Linked DNA regions of Homo sapiens: region 1 is linked to region 2. A link is a loop called in an ENCODE intact Hi-C map of the cell type or tissue named here. Cell type or tissue: heart left ventricle. All regions are shown on one strand. Each heading gives the region's core, and the rest is flanking DNA. Links, peaks and the distances in the headings are about the cores only.

Region 1 (8,348 bases), core at 106-8,105, 56 kb after region 2:
TATTTTGATTTATACATGGCAGGATTTAAAATATAATTATAAGACATCGTAATTATTGAGGGTGATATAGCTATATTACTCTATCCTAGGCCTTGGATAGCAGTAAGAAAATAGAAAATCAGACAGAACCTCACTCATCTTCTTTGCCTGCTCATGTCTGTTTCGTTTTGTTTTTTTTTTTATTTTATTTTATTTTATTTTATTTTATTTTATTTTATTTTATTTTATTTTTTGGAGATCAAGTCTCATTCTGTCACCCAGGCTGGAGTGCAGTGGCGTGATCTCGGCTCACTGCAACCCCTGCCTCCCAGGTTCAAGCAGCTCTCCTGCCTCAGCCTCCTGAGTAGCTGGGATTACAAGCACACACCACCACACCCAGCTAATTTTTGCATTTTAGTAGAGACGGGGTTTCACCATGTTGGCCAGGCTGTTCTCAAACTCCTGAGCTCAGGTGATCTGCCCGCCTTGGCCTCCCAAAGTGCTGGGATTACAGGCGTGAGCCACTGTGCCTGGCCTTCTTTTCATTTTTTTGAGACAGAGGCTCGCTCTGTGGCCCAGGCTGGAGTGCAGTGAAGCGATCATGGCTCACTGCAGTCTCGAACTCCTGGGCTCAAGTGATCCTCCTGCGTCAGTGTCTTAAATACCTGGGACTACAGGTGTGTGCCACCTGTAGAGCAGGCGGCACACAGGTGGTGCACGCCTGTAGCTCCAGCTACTCAGCTATGCCTGTCTAATTTTTAATTTTTTTGTAGAGATGGGGTCTTGCTAATATTGCCCAGGCTGGTCTCGAACTCCTAGCCTCAAGTTATCCTCCTGCCTCAGCCTCCCAAAGTGCTGGGATTACAGGCATGAGCCACCATGCCCAGCCTCATTTCTGCTTCTACCTTCTTTTTCTCTCCAGTTAGGCGAAGGGCAGGCTTCACTCTCAATTTTCAGTCTCAATCTTTGTGCTTTGGACTATTTCCTCCCTTCCTCTCGAAGACCTCACTTCTTTGCTTTACCCTTTTCTCTCCTGCATGTCACTACATCCCACCTTACTAGATCACAGCTCCATCAGCAAACAGACAGCCATAGAATCTCCCATCTTTAAACAAGCAAAGAAACACACAAACACCTCCTTTGGCCCCACATTTCCTTCTATTTACAGCTTTTCAACTCCCCCTTCACAGCAAAATCTATCAAAAAGAGTTTTCTAGAGCTCTGTTTCCATTTCTTCACCTCCCATTCATTCTTGTTCTTCATTTAAATTATTGTTTATTTATTTTTATTTTATAGGCTTTTTGGGTGCTTTAATGATTTTTTAAAAATTTCAGTGTACAACATGATGTTTTGAAATATGTATATATTGTGGAGTGGCTAAATAAAGTAAATTAACATATGCATTATCTCACTTTCTTTGTGGTGAGAGCACTTAAAATCTACTCTTAGCAACATTTGAGCATGCAATACATTGTTATTAACTGTAGTCACCGCACTATACAATAGATCTCTTTAACTTATTCCTCCTGTCTAACTCAGGTTTTGTGTCCTTTGATCAACAACTCCCCAACCTCTCTCCCTCCACAACCCTCGGTAACCACCATTCTACTCTCTGCTTCCATGAGTTCAAATTTTCAGATTCTATATATGAGTGAGGTCATATGGTATTTCTTTCTGTGCCTGTCTTACTGTACTTAACATAATGTTCTCCAGGTTCATCCATATTGTCACAAAAGACAGGATTTCCTTCTTTATTAAGGCTGAATAGTTTTTCATATATACCACATATATTTTATCCATTCATTCATTGATGAACACAGGTTGATTCCATATCTTCGCTATTGTGAATAGTGCTGCAGGGATCATGGGAGTGCAGATATCTTTTCTACATACTGATTTCATTTCCTTTGGATATGTACCCAGAAGTGGAATTGCTGGGTCATACGGCAGTTTTATTTTTAAGAGGAATCTCCACGCTGTTTTCCATAATGGCTGTGCTAATTTACATTCCCACAAACAGTGTGCTAGGGTTCCCTTTTCTCCACATCCTCACCAACACTTGTTATCGTTTGTCGTTTTCATAATAGCTATTCTAATAGTTGTGAGGTCATATGTTATTGTAGTTTACATTTGTATTTCTCTAATGATTAGTGTTATTGAGCTTTTTTCTTCCCCCCATATACCTGTTGATCATTTGTATGTCCTCTTTTGAGAAATGTCTATTCAGGTCCTTTGCCCATTTTTTAAATTGAGTTATTTGTTTTCTTCCTAGTAAGTTTTTGAGTTCCTTATATACTTTGAATATTAACCCCTTAGCTGATGTATGGTTTGAAAATATTTTCTCCCATTATATAGGTTGTTTTTTCATGCTGTTGATCATTTCCTTTGCTGTGCAGAAGCTTTTTAGTTTGATATAATCCCATTTGTTTATTTTCACTTTTGTTGCTTGTACTTTGGGGGTCATATCCAAAAAGTAATTGCCCAAACCAATGTCATGGAGCTAAGTCCCTATGTTTTCTTCTAGTAGTCTTATATTTTCAGGTCTTATGTTTAATCTTCAATCCATTTTGAGTTGATTTTTGTATATGGTATGAGATAAGGGTCTAATTTTTTTCTTCTGCAATAGATATCCAAATATCCTAAAATTATTTGTTGATGAGACCATCCTTTCCCCGTCCCATTCATTCTTCAACTCTTTATGATTATCTTTCTTTCCCCTACTAAAACTGCTCTTGTTACGGGCAACCTAAGACTTCCATGGGACAAAATGCAAGAGATCTTTCTGTCTTCATTTCACCGTGTTCTTGTTGTGCATATGATACAGTTGGCCACCCCCTCCTTTAAAGTGCTCTTCCCTTGACTTCCATGAGGCTATATTCTAGTTTTCCACCTACCCAACTGGCTATGCATTTTCAGTTTCCTTTCTAGCTCCTTTGCTTCTATTAGACTTCTAAATGTTGGAGATCTTCTGATTCCTTGCACTTCTTCTCTTCTTTTACCCTCTCCCTAGATGCTCTCAATTATTCCTGTGGCTTTAAATGCCATGTAATTGCTGATAATTCCCAAATATATATATATGTATCCAAACTAAACATCTCCTTTAAACTCCAGAATCTCTTATCCTTATAGTTGAATCTCGACTATATATCTCAAACTTAACATGTCTGTACATGAAATATTGATGTACTCTTCTCATACAAAAAAATATGAATAAGGCAAAGAAGAATAGAAGAGGAAGAGAAAGAAAGAAGAAAAAGAGGAAAAAAGGAAGGGTCAAAGACAAAATCACAAGTTTGGTTTAAAGATCTAATTGACTTTTATTTGTGATTCCAGAATCAGGCAATCCCTATAAAATAGAATTGGTATTCCGAGGAGCTGAGCAGAAGAGATTGACTTTATAGGCTGAATAAACGAAACTGAGAATAAAAAGTGGATTGGTCATTTCATAGTTACTTTCTTTGTAAAGGTTAAAGCAGAAGTGACTTCTTTATCATGCTAGCTAAAACTGGCCTGTTTGGGGATTTGGCTATTATCTCTCTTTCCCCTGATTTCTCTGAAGTTCAGATAAACAGATTAATTTCAGCATGGTGGCTTGGAACTTCAGCACGAGTAACTCCATTTGGTTTGGTCTGTTGGGCTTAGTGCAGGAGTTAAGTCCAAACCAATGGCCTCTTGTACATTTTATTTACAGAAAGAAGAAAGAAAGAAAGGAAGGGAGGGAGGAAATAATATATGTTTTTGCTCTAGGCAAAAAATCTAGGCACCCCTTAGTCAACTATATTTAATCCATCAGCATACTGTGTCTAGCCAACTCCAAAATATGTCTCAGACCCATTACCTTCTGCGTATATCCACTGGCACTGCTTTAGACCACTATCTCTTATCTGGGCTACTACAATGTTCTCCCAACTGACCTCCCTGTCTCTGCTCTGAAACCTGCCCAGCTCATTTTCAGAACAGCCAAAGGTATTTTTTGAAACCATAAATCAGTTCATGTCACTCTCCTATTTGATGGTTCAACAACTCCCCATTGCACTTGGAACAAAATCCAAACACCTGATCCCCACTTAAGGCATGGTTCAGCCTTGCCTAAAGGCTTCACCTTGTGCACCCCTAGCCTATACTCATCCCCACCCTGGGGACTTTGTATTTGCAGGATCTTTCAACCTGGAATGCTCTCCTGTCTCTAATCTCCTCCCCCATTTGAATGACAGTTTCCTTTTCGTCCTTTGGGCTTCAGTTTAAATGTCCTCTCATAGAGCCTTGCTGGGCTATCCCTTTTAAAGCAGCCCTGCCCAGTTATTTTCTCACAAGGCCTTGTTTGTTTCCTTTCTAGTATTTGCCACAATTCTCATTACATATTTTTGTACATTTGCTTTCTTGACTCTCAGCCCCTGACTATTCTTATCTTATTCTGGGTAAGAGGATTGACATACTGGCTGAGATAAGACACTGGTACTGTAGCCATGCCCCTCCTTTCTCTCTTCTCTTAAAAGTCAGCCTGTCTATGAAGTCTTCATTTGTTTATGCACCCTTATCATTAGTTTCCCAAGAACAGGCCTGTGCTGGCTCGGTGCTGCCTGTGGCTGGGTGAGAAAGTCCAGCTAGGTCTGAACTATTAGGAAGCTCGCCATGACTGCAGCAGCTCCATCAGAAGAATATTCACATTTTGATCTAGATCTCAGTGGCTTTGGAGATGAGGTAGAGAAAAGATGGGTGCTATGTATTGACCCCCATAAACACCAGTATCTTTCCTGACATGAATCAAGATCTAAGTCTATGGCTTTTCTTTTCTTTTTTCTTTTTAGGTCTGTGGCTTTTCATTGTTTTTAAGCAACGCTATGCTTTCTTCAAAACATGTGTCTGTGAATCCCAATATGTGCAGAAAAAAAAGAGTAAAAATAAATGCAGAGATATTCTGATTACAGTGAGTTACTATATTATTACTTTTTATATAATTTATCATTCTTTCTGCAAGTCACTGAAATCCCATTAAAACTGAAAAACAATAAGGAAATTTCATTGGTTCACATAACAGAATATTTGGGGACTTATCTGGATCAGATAGAGGTTGATTTGGTCAAATAACCATGACTGGCACGCAGTTTCTTTCTCTTTCTTGGTCCTGCCAAGAACTTTGAGAAGCTCAAGATTGAAAAAAAAAATTGTAGTAGAAACCAATAGCGTTGGGTCACTTATATAATGTAATTGGACTATTTGTAACTAAAAGGATAAATGCTTGAAGGGATGCATACCATTCTCTATGATATGCTTGTTTCACATTGCATGCCTATGTCAAAACATCTCAAGTATCCTATAAATATATACACCTACTATGTACCCACAAAAATTAAAAAAAAAAAAATTAAGACACTTTTGCCTTTATGGTTGCAAGATGGCTACCAGAGGCTCCTGGTGCTACATCTCCACACTCATGTCCAGCAGCAAAGAAAGCGTCTCTCTGCCAATAACGGATATATTTAAAGCATGTATGCTTTCTTTCTCCATAGAAGCATGAGCATAATCTCTTGGACTGGACTATTTGCTTAACTGAACCAATCAATTCCTATAGCCAGGAGTATGGGATATACTGATTGGCCTAGGTCAGCAATCAGGTCTTGTTCATGGAGCTGACATGGGCTCAATCATAAAAGCCAGATAATTGGGAATGAGCTGGGGGTACTCTTGCTGAGGGAAGCGAGGAACAGATGCTGAACAGAGGTAACCAGTCAATGTCTGTATACGTGTGGAAAGAGAAACCTGAATCCCCACATGCCTGATATACCATGTACAGCCCCTCCATACAGAATCAGCCTTTTGTAACTCTCCTCTCTATCTTCAAGAGTATTTGTGATCTTTCTTTCTTCCTTTACTCCTTATGGTCTTTCTTTTTCTTTCTTCTTCATCCTTTCTCTCCTTATTTCTTTCTCTTTTTATTTCTTTTTTAAAATTGAATTGGCCAGGATTATAAAACATCTGTGCACAAATGTTGCTGTCTTATTTATAGTGCCCTAAAGAAGCTTTATTTTTTATTGTATTTTATTTTATTTTATTTTATTTTATTTTATTTTATTTTACTTGATTTCTTGAGACAGGGTCTCACTCTGTTACCCAGGCTGGAGTGCAGTAGCATGATCATGGCTCACGGTAGCCTCGACCTCCTGGGCTCAAGTGATCATTCCTGCCTCAGCTTCCATCGTAGCTAGGACTACAGGCACACATCACCACACATGGCTAACTAAAGAAGCTTTTGAAAGAGTTGAAAGTTTAAGAAAATATGTGCTAAAAATGGGAGGAGAAAAAAAGCCATCCCACAGGACAATGTAGGAGATCAGCCTCAACATTTATCCACAGTGCCAAGGTGCTATAGCACCAAATGAGTGAAGTCTACAGATCAGCAGTCTTCAGGCAGAGGAGGGAAGGTATGTGGAGTTTTCCTAAGGGGTAAGTGGGCATGGATAGTTTCAAAGGAATAGGTTTTCTGATAAGCTTGTCCTGTGGTCATCATCGGGCTGTTCTCCTTTCCTATCTCCCCTGCCCAATCATCTTGCTTTTATCACTTGATAATATAGAAAGGCATACCTCACACTCATCCCAAGCCTACGAATGCATTGCCTCAGGTGCAAAAACCTCTAGAACACTCAAAAAAGGGGAAAAAATGATTGCAATGATGGGATAATTAATCCTGTTGCAAGTTAGATGGATTCTAATTCTCTGCTTTTCACCAAAGTGAAAGACTTCTAATCAAGTCCACAGAGGAGAGATCACTAAAAACCATCTTGATGATAGATTACCATATAATTTTTGGTGTGTAACTGAACAAGAATTCAAAGAATTGAGCCCCATTGCCATAACAAAACTCTCATTCCCATTTATTTATTTAGTTGAAAAGCTTCTCAGCACCTGTAGCAACCAAATCATAGCACTGATGCTATTCCTGGTATATTTACCATGGGTATATGGGGGGAAAATACTACCCATCTCAGTAAGAACTGCAATTCCAATGCAGTCTTACATTTTATGTTTAATAATTACCCATCAATATTTGTAATATATTTATGTGGTTTTAAGAAATTGTGTAGAATTTTCTAACAGAATTGAACCATCACAGGAAATTTAAAATTATTTTCATTTTTTTACATATTTTTGTTGTGGAGAAGTATGTACTTATGAAATTCTTTAAAGTAGAAAAAATAGTAGGAAGTGGAATGGAAATATAATTTCAAGGAGTAAATAAACAAAAGAAAATGTCCTGCAGGTAAAGAAGAACTTTATGATGTATATTTTAAAAGTATATAATGGACAGCCTGATGGCTATACTTAATATTATACATTGATAATTTGTTAAGAGTAGATTTTAGGTGCTCATATCACACACACAACACACACACAAACAAACACACACACACAAAAGGTAACTATGGAAGGTGATGGATATGTTAATTTGTTTGACTGTAGTAATCATTTCACTGGATATATGTATGTCCAAACATCATGCTATATACCATAAATACATACAATAAAAAATAAATTAGAAAGTAGGATAAGGCATCAAATTGCTATACTATTTAGATCTCACCGTATAGATATCAACGAATAATGTGATATTTATTTTTTAGATGTCATTAGTTATATCAGAAATTATATATATGTAAGTATATACAACTCTTGGTAAAAGAGTTGTATATAAAAAATTTTATATTATAAAATTTTAATGTAAAATTAAAATGATAAATTTTATGCATCAATTTTAAAATATATTACTTTTTAAGATATTTTAGGACTGCATGTGTGAAAATATCTGGAGACAATGAACAGAGAAAATTAAACATTAGACAAGAAAACGATCAAAGAAAGAACAGACCCACTGTTGAGATTGACTATGCAATGCAATATGGTGACAAAGGAGCTGTCTACTCACATTTGATTTTGTGCCCTTTATCAAAGAGAAAGATCAGAATGATTGAATGAACATTGGCAAAAGGGAAGAGAAGTTCAAGATGGAAAAAGAAATTGTAACAGAAATTGTACCCATCTCCCTTGGGAACCAGCAGAGGGGAGTGAGAATAGCAAGGATTTGAGTCAGACAAAATTGACTCAGAATTCTGACACTGCCAGTTAATATCTATGTGCCCCTGGACAAGATGCTTCACTCACCTAATCTGTATTATGGACATAATGTGATTTACAACGGAGGGTAAAATTTCCTAATGGATCTAAAGTGCTTTGCATAGGGTCAAGCTCTGCAAAACATAAATAGTGGCTTTTGTAATTATCATGTAGCTGTAGACTTTGGAGCAATTTAACCTCCTTGAGCTTCACCTTCCTCCTCTATAATGCAGGAATAATAACATCTACCTCCTAGGATT
Region 2 (8,348 bases), core at 75-8,074:
ATGGAATACTATGCAGCCATAAAAAATGATGAGTTCATGTCCTTTGTAGGGACATGGATGAAATTGGAAATCATTCTCAGTAAACTATCGCAAGGACAAAAAACCAAACACTGCATGTTCTCACTCATAGATGGGAATTGAACAATGAGAACACATGGACACAGGAAGGGGAACATCACACTCTGGGGACTGCTGTGGGGTGGGGGGAGGGGGGAGGGACAGCATTAGGAGATATACCTAATGCTAAATGATGAGTTAATGGGTGCAGCACCCCAACATGGCACATTTATACATATGTAACTAACCTGCACATTGTGCACATGTACCCTAAAACTTAAAGTATAATAATAATTAAAAAAAAGAAAATCATAAAAGAAACAAAAAGACTCAATTCTAATCAAACTTTCTATGCATATTAACCATAAATTTTTGATCTTCATTTTCTTTTGCTCTATAAACAGCAATTTTATACAAATATAAAGTTTTATACCTTCACAGCTACTAGTCCAAAAAAGACACGTATTCAATTAAACATCTTTTAAAATATTTTAACAAAGTACAAATATATTCACAACATAATCTGCCGACTAAAGTCTCCAACAAAGTTTACAGTACCTACAACAGAATCTATGGGTGCCTAGAATAGTTTGTAGACTGATTTAGTTTACAGTTACATCTACTGCTTTAAGAAATACCATTAATACAAATGCATGATTTACAATATACCCATCATAGAAAGAAAAAAAAAGATTTATAAAATAAAATGTCTTTTAGGCATTTATTATGCCAAGTATTTAAATGATTACTGTCATTATGACATATGAATAATGCTCTTTTAGAGACAAAAGATAGATTTTATTCGCTCAAGGAACACTGAACAGCTTGTAGGAAGCTCCAAGGTAAAATTTGTCTATCCTTACCGTAAAATAAATGGAACAGTAGCAATCTCTGTGTATTCCTTAAACATAAACTATGGTGATTCCATTTGTATTAATTGGGCCTTAAGTCAATGAATTGTTACAAATAAAAATAAACAAAATTTCAGAAACTAGTTAACACCACTGACCCAAATTTGGTTTTTAATTGTTTGCATATATCTAAGAAATTTTACCATGAGGTACATATTAAAAATTAATAATTATTTCTAACTTACGCATAAGCCAAAATGCTCACTTTTATCATGGAAGCAAAATTTACTTCTGAAAATAGTCAACATAAATAATATGTAAACATACAGAGTTTTGAGACAGACTAACATCCTCTCATGTTCTATGAATCAAAATGCAAAAGTCTCCATACTTACGTAAATGAACACATTTTCATTAATTTGGGACATATTGATATTATATGACTATGTGCATACCTATGTACACTGCAAAACAATTTTTTTTTTTTTTTGAGACAGAATCTCGCTTTGTCGCCCAGGCTGGAGCGTAGTAGCACAGTCTCGGCTTACTGCAACCTCCACCTCCCAGATTCAAGCAATTCTCCTGCCTCAGTCTCCCGAGTGGCTGAGACTACAGACTACAGGCATGTGCCACCACACCCAGCTAATTTCTGTATTTTTAGTAGAGATGGGGTTTCGTCATGTTGGCCAGGCTGGTCTCGAATTCCTGACCTCAGGTGATCCGCCCACCTCGGCTTCCCAAAGGTCTGGGATTACAGGTGTGAGCCACCGTGCCCAGCCTGTAAGACAAATTTTCACAATGTTTCTAGTGACAACATATTTTCTAGCCCCAACTACTGGAAAGAAAATAAAAAGTATAAAAACTAATTTTCCTTTTTTAAAACAAGTAAAGCTTTTAAGTGGAAAAATAGAGCCAACACTCCTCATTACAACATGGACTGGGCACTAAAAGGTTCGGTGTCAAAAATGTCTTCATTCCCCAGTATAATAAAAGATATAAGAGCATTCTCTCTAGTCTGGAAGTCAGATTATCTTTACTGTTTTGTCTTAAAAACTGCTTTCCAGGCTACAAGATAGCCATGCTGGTTAAATTCCTTCTACTGCCAACTTTATACCTGATGTAACCATATAGGTTGGCATCTTGCAGCGCCACACCCATGATAACCACTGCCAATCACTTTACTCCAAAAAAGAAGAGGGCACTAAAGGCAATTACCACCCACAGCACTGAACAGGCAATAAATCCCAACCAAAAGATCCTTGATTCAGCCTCTGAGACAGTTTTGTTATCTTGAGGGGATGCCTTCCTGGACTCCCAGTGGCTCTTCCTGGACACCCAGTGGTTCTTCTCATCTTCATCAGTATGATTCCACCAATGCAGGTCCACCATCAGTCTACCTGTGACAGTCTTCACTGCCCCCAAATCACATGGCAACAAGAGAACTGTCACCATCCACGCAGTATAGCTGCTGCTGAGCAATTCACAGAGAAGATGGATTATAACTGCATGCACTCAAAAGAGTAAACAGAAAAATTACGCTATTGGGTGTCTAATTTTTTTTTGGTCTATTGTTTTTAATCCCCTATTCTGAGAAGCATTTTTGGTCTACTAAGTTGTCTTCTCTTCTGCATTGAAGGGTGAAACACCTTCAGTGTCATCATTACTGTCCTGCTGCAACATGGCAGCCATGCACTAGTTCCTTGATCTTCATCTTAAATGGATTCACCTTCAGTGACCTTTTTCCAGTGCCATTTACCCTTGAGCTTCCTGTATCTTTCTAGCTCCAATTAATGAGCAACATTCTAGCCAGATCTAGGCAGACTAAAATCATGTGCTTGAAGGGACTTTCTGCTGCGAAACCTCGTAACCCAGTCCCCGAGGGCCTTTCTTAGTACCAACTGTGTACACTGTGCACTACTCTTTTGCCTCTGAGCTTTGTGGTCCACTCCAAACCAACTGCTGAACAAGACACAAAAGTCTCCCCAGTCTATAAGTCTTCATGGGTTTGGTTGTTAATCACTAAGAAACAGATAAACATGGAACTGTCAAAAAATCCTTACAATAGTGGCCCCTAGTCTAAGGATCTTAACTGCTTCCCAGAAAGGTAAAACATACTCTGCTTTTATTCACTCATTAATACTACCCCACCACTACCATACTTCCCCACTCTACCTCATACCTTATCATTAGCCAAATCCCTTCCTCCAAGGTGGTCTGCTCTCCCTAAATGAAAATGCAAGTGAAGCAGAACGGTGGGTCTCAGGTGGACAGTCTGCCTTTCTGAGGAGCCCTGGCTAAGAGTCACCATGTAAGCAAGGCATTTTCTACATGTCCAGTCATTCATGAAACATCTGCTGTGACTTATCACATCATGACTTACCTTATCAGTGATAATGTAGATCACCCAACAAATTCAGAAAAGTTATGTGAGCAGCTTAGAGAAATAAACCAAGACCAGAAGGCAGAAATCCTTGATTCCATGCTGCTTCCATGAGAAGGGGGGTTCTGAATCCTATCAGAGTACCACCACCTTTTGATAGTAAGTGTTTGTAATATACAGAGATGGTATGCATGCAGAGAAAGAAAAACAACATAAAGTCCAAAATGTAATATAAAAAGAAAATAAAAGAGATTAACTTTTATTGTCTTTCATATGTGTGATTTAGGTACACACACACACACACACACACACACACATACACACCCCAAGATGTAAATACTCAGAGATAACACCACCAAATGATTTAATGATGTAGTGAGATGCTTGCAACCACTTTTAATGGGTAAATTTGGATTTTAAAAAAGTAAAAAAAATTCACCTGAATATTCTCAACAATTTTTATTGGATAATTTAGAATAAGGGCTAAATTTGTATGTACACACACACATATACATAACCATCATATTTCCTACAAACGTGTATTAGTGCAGTTATATACATAATAATTCAAATACCACAAACATCACTGCTACTAAGGATGGGATTTGCCAGAATGGTAGACGTTACTTTGTAATGTTGCTAATAAGTCAAAGTACAACTTTTGAAGTACTCAGCAGCTGCATTTCTGAAAATTTCAGAATACAGTCATGTGTTGCATAATGACATTTCAGTCAACAAAAACTTCATATATAATTCTGGTCCCATAAGATTATATTATCATATTTTAACTATACCTTTCCTATGTTTAGATACACAAGTACTTACCATTGTGTTACAACTACCTACAGTAACATACTATACAGGCAGCCCAGGAACAATAGGCTATACCATATAGCTTAGGTGTGCAATAGGCTATACCATCTAGGTGTGTGTAAATATACTCTATGATGTCTGTACAACAAAAAAGCTGCCTCATGACACATTTCTCAGAATGTGCCCCCATCATTAGTGATGCATGACTGTATGTGTATTAAAACTGGACATACATAAATATAGTTGTCTTTAAATGTTAAATGGAGTTGGGTTTTTGTTTTGTTTTTTGTGGTTTTGTGTGTGGTGTTTTGTTTTGTTTTGTTTTGTTTTGTTTTGTTTTGTTTTGTTTTGTTTGAGACAGTGTCTCGTTCTGTTGCCCAGGCTGGAGTGCAGTAGCACTATCTTGGCCGCTATCTTGGCTCACTGCAACCTCTGCCTCCCAGGCTTAAGTGATTCTTGTGCCTCAGCTTCCCAAGCAGATGTGATTACAGGCGCACGCCACCACGCCTGGCTAATTTTTGTATTTTTAATAGAAATGGGGTTTCACCATGTTGGTCAGGCTGGTCTCCAACTCCCGGCCTCAAGTGATCCACCCACCTCGGCCTCCCAAAGGACTGAGATTACAGGTGTGAGCCACCGCACCCAGCCAAGTTAGGTTTTTGGTTTAGGTAATTACAAATAGGTTTTTCATCAATTGAATCTCCAACATGGACATTCAAAGATTTTGCAAAAGGCATCAAATAAGCATTCACTTAGTTAGCTGTTCTGTACACTACAGAATGTCTGGCACCCTTTAACCCCTGCCCACCAAACACCAGTAGCACACTTCATTATTTGGGACAACCAGTAGTTCCCATCAATTTCCAAAACACTCCATTAGAGGGCAGTACCACTCCTACTGAGACCCACTGAATAAAGGCATCCTAAAAGTATTGACTAGGGACAGACAGACACCAGACCCAGTGCTAGTGAGACACTAGGGACAAAGTGATTAAAAATACAGAGCAAGAGCTTAGAGCACAGTGGGGAAAGTGACATTAAACAACTGTCCAAGTAATTATGTCAATACAAAATACTATAAATGCCATGAAGGAAAGCTATAAACTGCTAATTTAGATGGTGGGGTGGCATCAGACTTGAGGAGTTTGTGAACTACTAAAATTCTTTTATTAACTTGGAGACATAAGTAGGGTTGGCAGCTGTATAATTTTGCCATGAAAGGTCATTTAAAAATATTAATAATAACTATCATTTGTAATTGCCGTAGTAGCAAGAGGCAGTAATGAAATCATCTCTGAATTTAAAAAAATATATATAAAACAAAAAAGTACTTTTAGCTTGGTGGAAAACCTCACTACATTTTTTTTAATGTCTTTGCTGCAGGCTGGTATAAGACAGCAGCATTTTGCTATCATATACTAGATCTCTACGTGGTCTCTGGACCAGAGTCATCAACATTACCTGAGAGTCTGTGAAAAATGCAAACTTTCATCTCAGACCTACTGCATCAAATCAGTCTCACTCTCTCTCTCTCTGTCTCTCTCTCTTCTTAAGGGTCAGGGTCTCACTCTGTCGCCAAGGCTGGAGTGCAGTGGTGGGTGTGATCATAACTCACTGCAGCCTGCAACATCTGGACTCAAATGATCCTCCCGCCTTGAGTCTCCTGAGTAACTGGGACTACAGGCACGCAACCCCATGCCTGTCTAAGTTGTTTTTTAAATATATATATATTTTTAGAGACAAGGTATCTCACTATGTTGCCTAGGCTGGTCTCAAACTCCTGGCCTCTACTGATCCTCCTACATCAGCCTCCCCAATCACTGGAATTACAGGCATGAGCCACTATGCCTGGCCCAAATTTCATCTTAACAAGATCCCCAGGTGATTCACATCCACACTGAAGTTTGAGAAGGACTGTGGCAGAATAGATCATATGGACCCTCAATGGCTGAAATTCAGCCATAGCCATCTACATTTAAGAATCAGTAATGGCCTTTAACACTTGGAAGTGATTGAGGAGTCCTGGAAAAATCAGGGTGAAAAATGAAACAGAAAGCAGGCAAGCTGCTATAACAAAAGTTATCTTGGGGTGGGAAGGAAAGCAAACAAGCTAGAATCCTAAAAAATCACCTTTCTGGCCAGGCACGGTGGCTCACGCCTGTAATCCCAACACTTTGGGAGGCTAAGGCAGGTAGATTACTTGAGTCCAGGAGTTCAAGACCAACTTGGGCAACACAGCAGAACCCCGTCTCTACAAAAATAAAAATAAAAATTGCCATGCATAGTGGCACACACCTGTGGTCCCAACTACTTGGGAGGCCGAAGTGGGAGGATCACTTGACCCTGGGAGGTCAAGGCCGTAGTGAGCCATGATTGCACCACTTGTACTCTGGACTAGTAGAGCAAGACCCTGTCTCAAAAAATAATAATAATTGAGAAGAAAAAAATGAAGTGCAAATCACAAACAAAAAGCATTCACAGCTTTGCAGTAGATTTTAGGAGCATAAAACTGAGTTGCACGGCTCCTATGTGGGAGAATCCCTCCAGGGATTTCGCTAAATGCTGAGTCTTGTCCTGACTGCTACTCCTACCATAAGACAAAGCAGTTTTTATCACTATTGGTCAAGAATTCAGCCTGCTGTTTAGGTGACTTCAGTAGCACCTGTTTAGGTGCTACAGTTGAATTCACGTTCTGAGATCATTAATCCCACAATTAGTTTTTCTAACAAAGGAAATCTCTCTAGAAATGTGTTAATTATGAGCAAAGACATGAGGCCAGATTCATGTCTCTTTTCTAGGCCACTTTGATGGGAAAATAATTGCCAGTATAACGCAATGCTTTTTATAGTAAGAAGAAAAGTTACAGTAAAGATCTGTGCTAGCTGGGCACAGTGGCTCATGCCTGTAATCCCAGCAGTTTGGGAGGCCAAAACACGAGGATTGCTTGAGCCCAGGAGTTTGAGTCCAGCCTGGGCAACACAGTCAGACCTCTGTCTCTACAAAAAATTTTTAAAACTTAGCCAGGTGTGGTGGCATGCGCCTGTAATCACAGCTACTTGGGAGGCTGAGGTGGGAAAATCACTTGAGCTTGGGAGGGTGACACTACAGTGAGCCATGATTGCACCACTGCACCCCAACCTGGACAAAAAAGGAGACCCTGTCAAAAAAAAAAAATCTGTGCTGACCAATAGTAGCCACTAGCCACATGTGGCTAATGAGCACCTGAAATGTGGCTAGTCTAAATTGAGATGTATAATAAAGTACACAAGCAGATTTTTAAAGCAATACAAAATAAGAGTAAAAATCTCAATAATAACTTTAATGTCCAAATTATATTTTTATATATGGGGTTTTTCAAGTATAATAAAAGTAAAGTTATCTGTTTCTTTTACTTTTCTTTTTTTGTTTTGTTTTTGTTTTTGTTTTTTGCTGTTTTTGTTTTGTTTTGTTTTTTGAGACAGGGTCTCATTCTATCACCGAGACTGGAGTGCGATGGTGCAATCAGAGCTCACTGCAGCCTCAAACTCTGGGCTCAAGTGATCGTCCCACCTCAACCTGTGGAGCAGCTAGGACTACATGACAGACACACATCACACCTGGCTAATTTTATTTTTTTGTAGAGATGAGGTTTCACTATATTGCCCAGGCTGGTCTCCAACTCCTGGGCTCAAGCCATCCTCCCACCTTAGCCTCTGAAAGACCTAGGATTATAGGCCTGAGCCACAACACCTGGCTTCTTTTACGTTTTTAACGTAACTACAAGAAAAATGTTAATGACATGAAATTTGCATTATGTATCTATTGAACAGTGCTGGTCGAGAAGCTCATTAGAATTATACATGCATCAATCTTCAGTTTAGATTATAATCTATAGATAAATTATAGAAATTACAGATAATCACAGATAATCCTAGAGAATAACTGCAGAAAACATGAATTTTGGAGGTAGCCAAACAAAAAGAGGTGCTTGGCAGTATTGATCTCTTCATTTTAACAACAGCTGAGTAAGAGAGCCCTTTCAGAAATGTCTGCCTGAGGGTCTCTAAATTTATACCCAAAGAAGAGAGAAACATCAAGTATTTAATAAAAATAGCGCTGGGGGAGGAACTGATAAAAACTGAGGTGCAATCACAGTGATGACCAGTTCTCTCACAGCCTAGGAATGTAGGGGTGGAAAAGATAAACAAATTCCACTGACAATAGCCAATAATTTCCTGGTCTAAGGCATTCAAATAACTAAACCTTCC

The links. Peaks named below come from ENCODE experiments on the same cell type or tissue, not always from the same donor. Only the 100,000 strongest peaks of a DNase experiment are listed, where the experiment ranks them.
Region 1: a loop joins it to region 2, with 2.2 times the contacts of the local background. A loop is called at or near these places in 3 of 110 quality-filtered maps.

The regions. Positions count from the first base shown.
Region 1 is chr7:90,570,509-90,578,856 of GRCh38, reverse strand. No RefSeq gene overlaps it. Among named protein-coding and RNA genes, the nearest start is that of CDK14, 22 kb to the left of the region's middle. In heart left ventricle, for the core only: no CTCF peak of the experiment used is centred there; a DNase peak (open chromatin) is centred at 4,563; H3K27ac peaks cover 1,201 bases.
Region 2 is chr7:90,626,146-90,634,493 of GRCh38, reverse strand. The region is part of intron 2 of CDK14 (cyclin dependent kinase 14); the gene reads right to left. It also overlaps the pseudogene TVP23CP1. Among named protein-coding and RNA genes, the nearest start is that of CDK14, 34 kb to the right of the region's middle. In heart left ventricle, for the core only: a CTCF peak has its summit at 4,971 (motif pointing right); no DNase peak of the experiment used is centred there.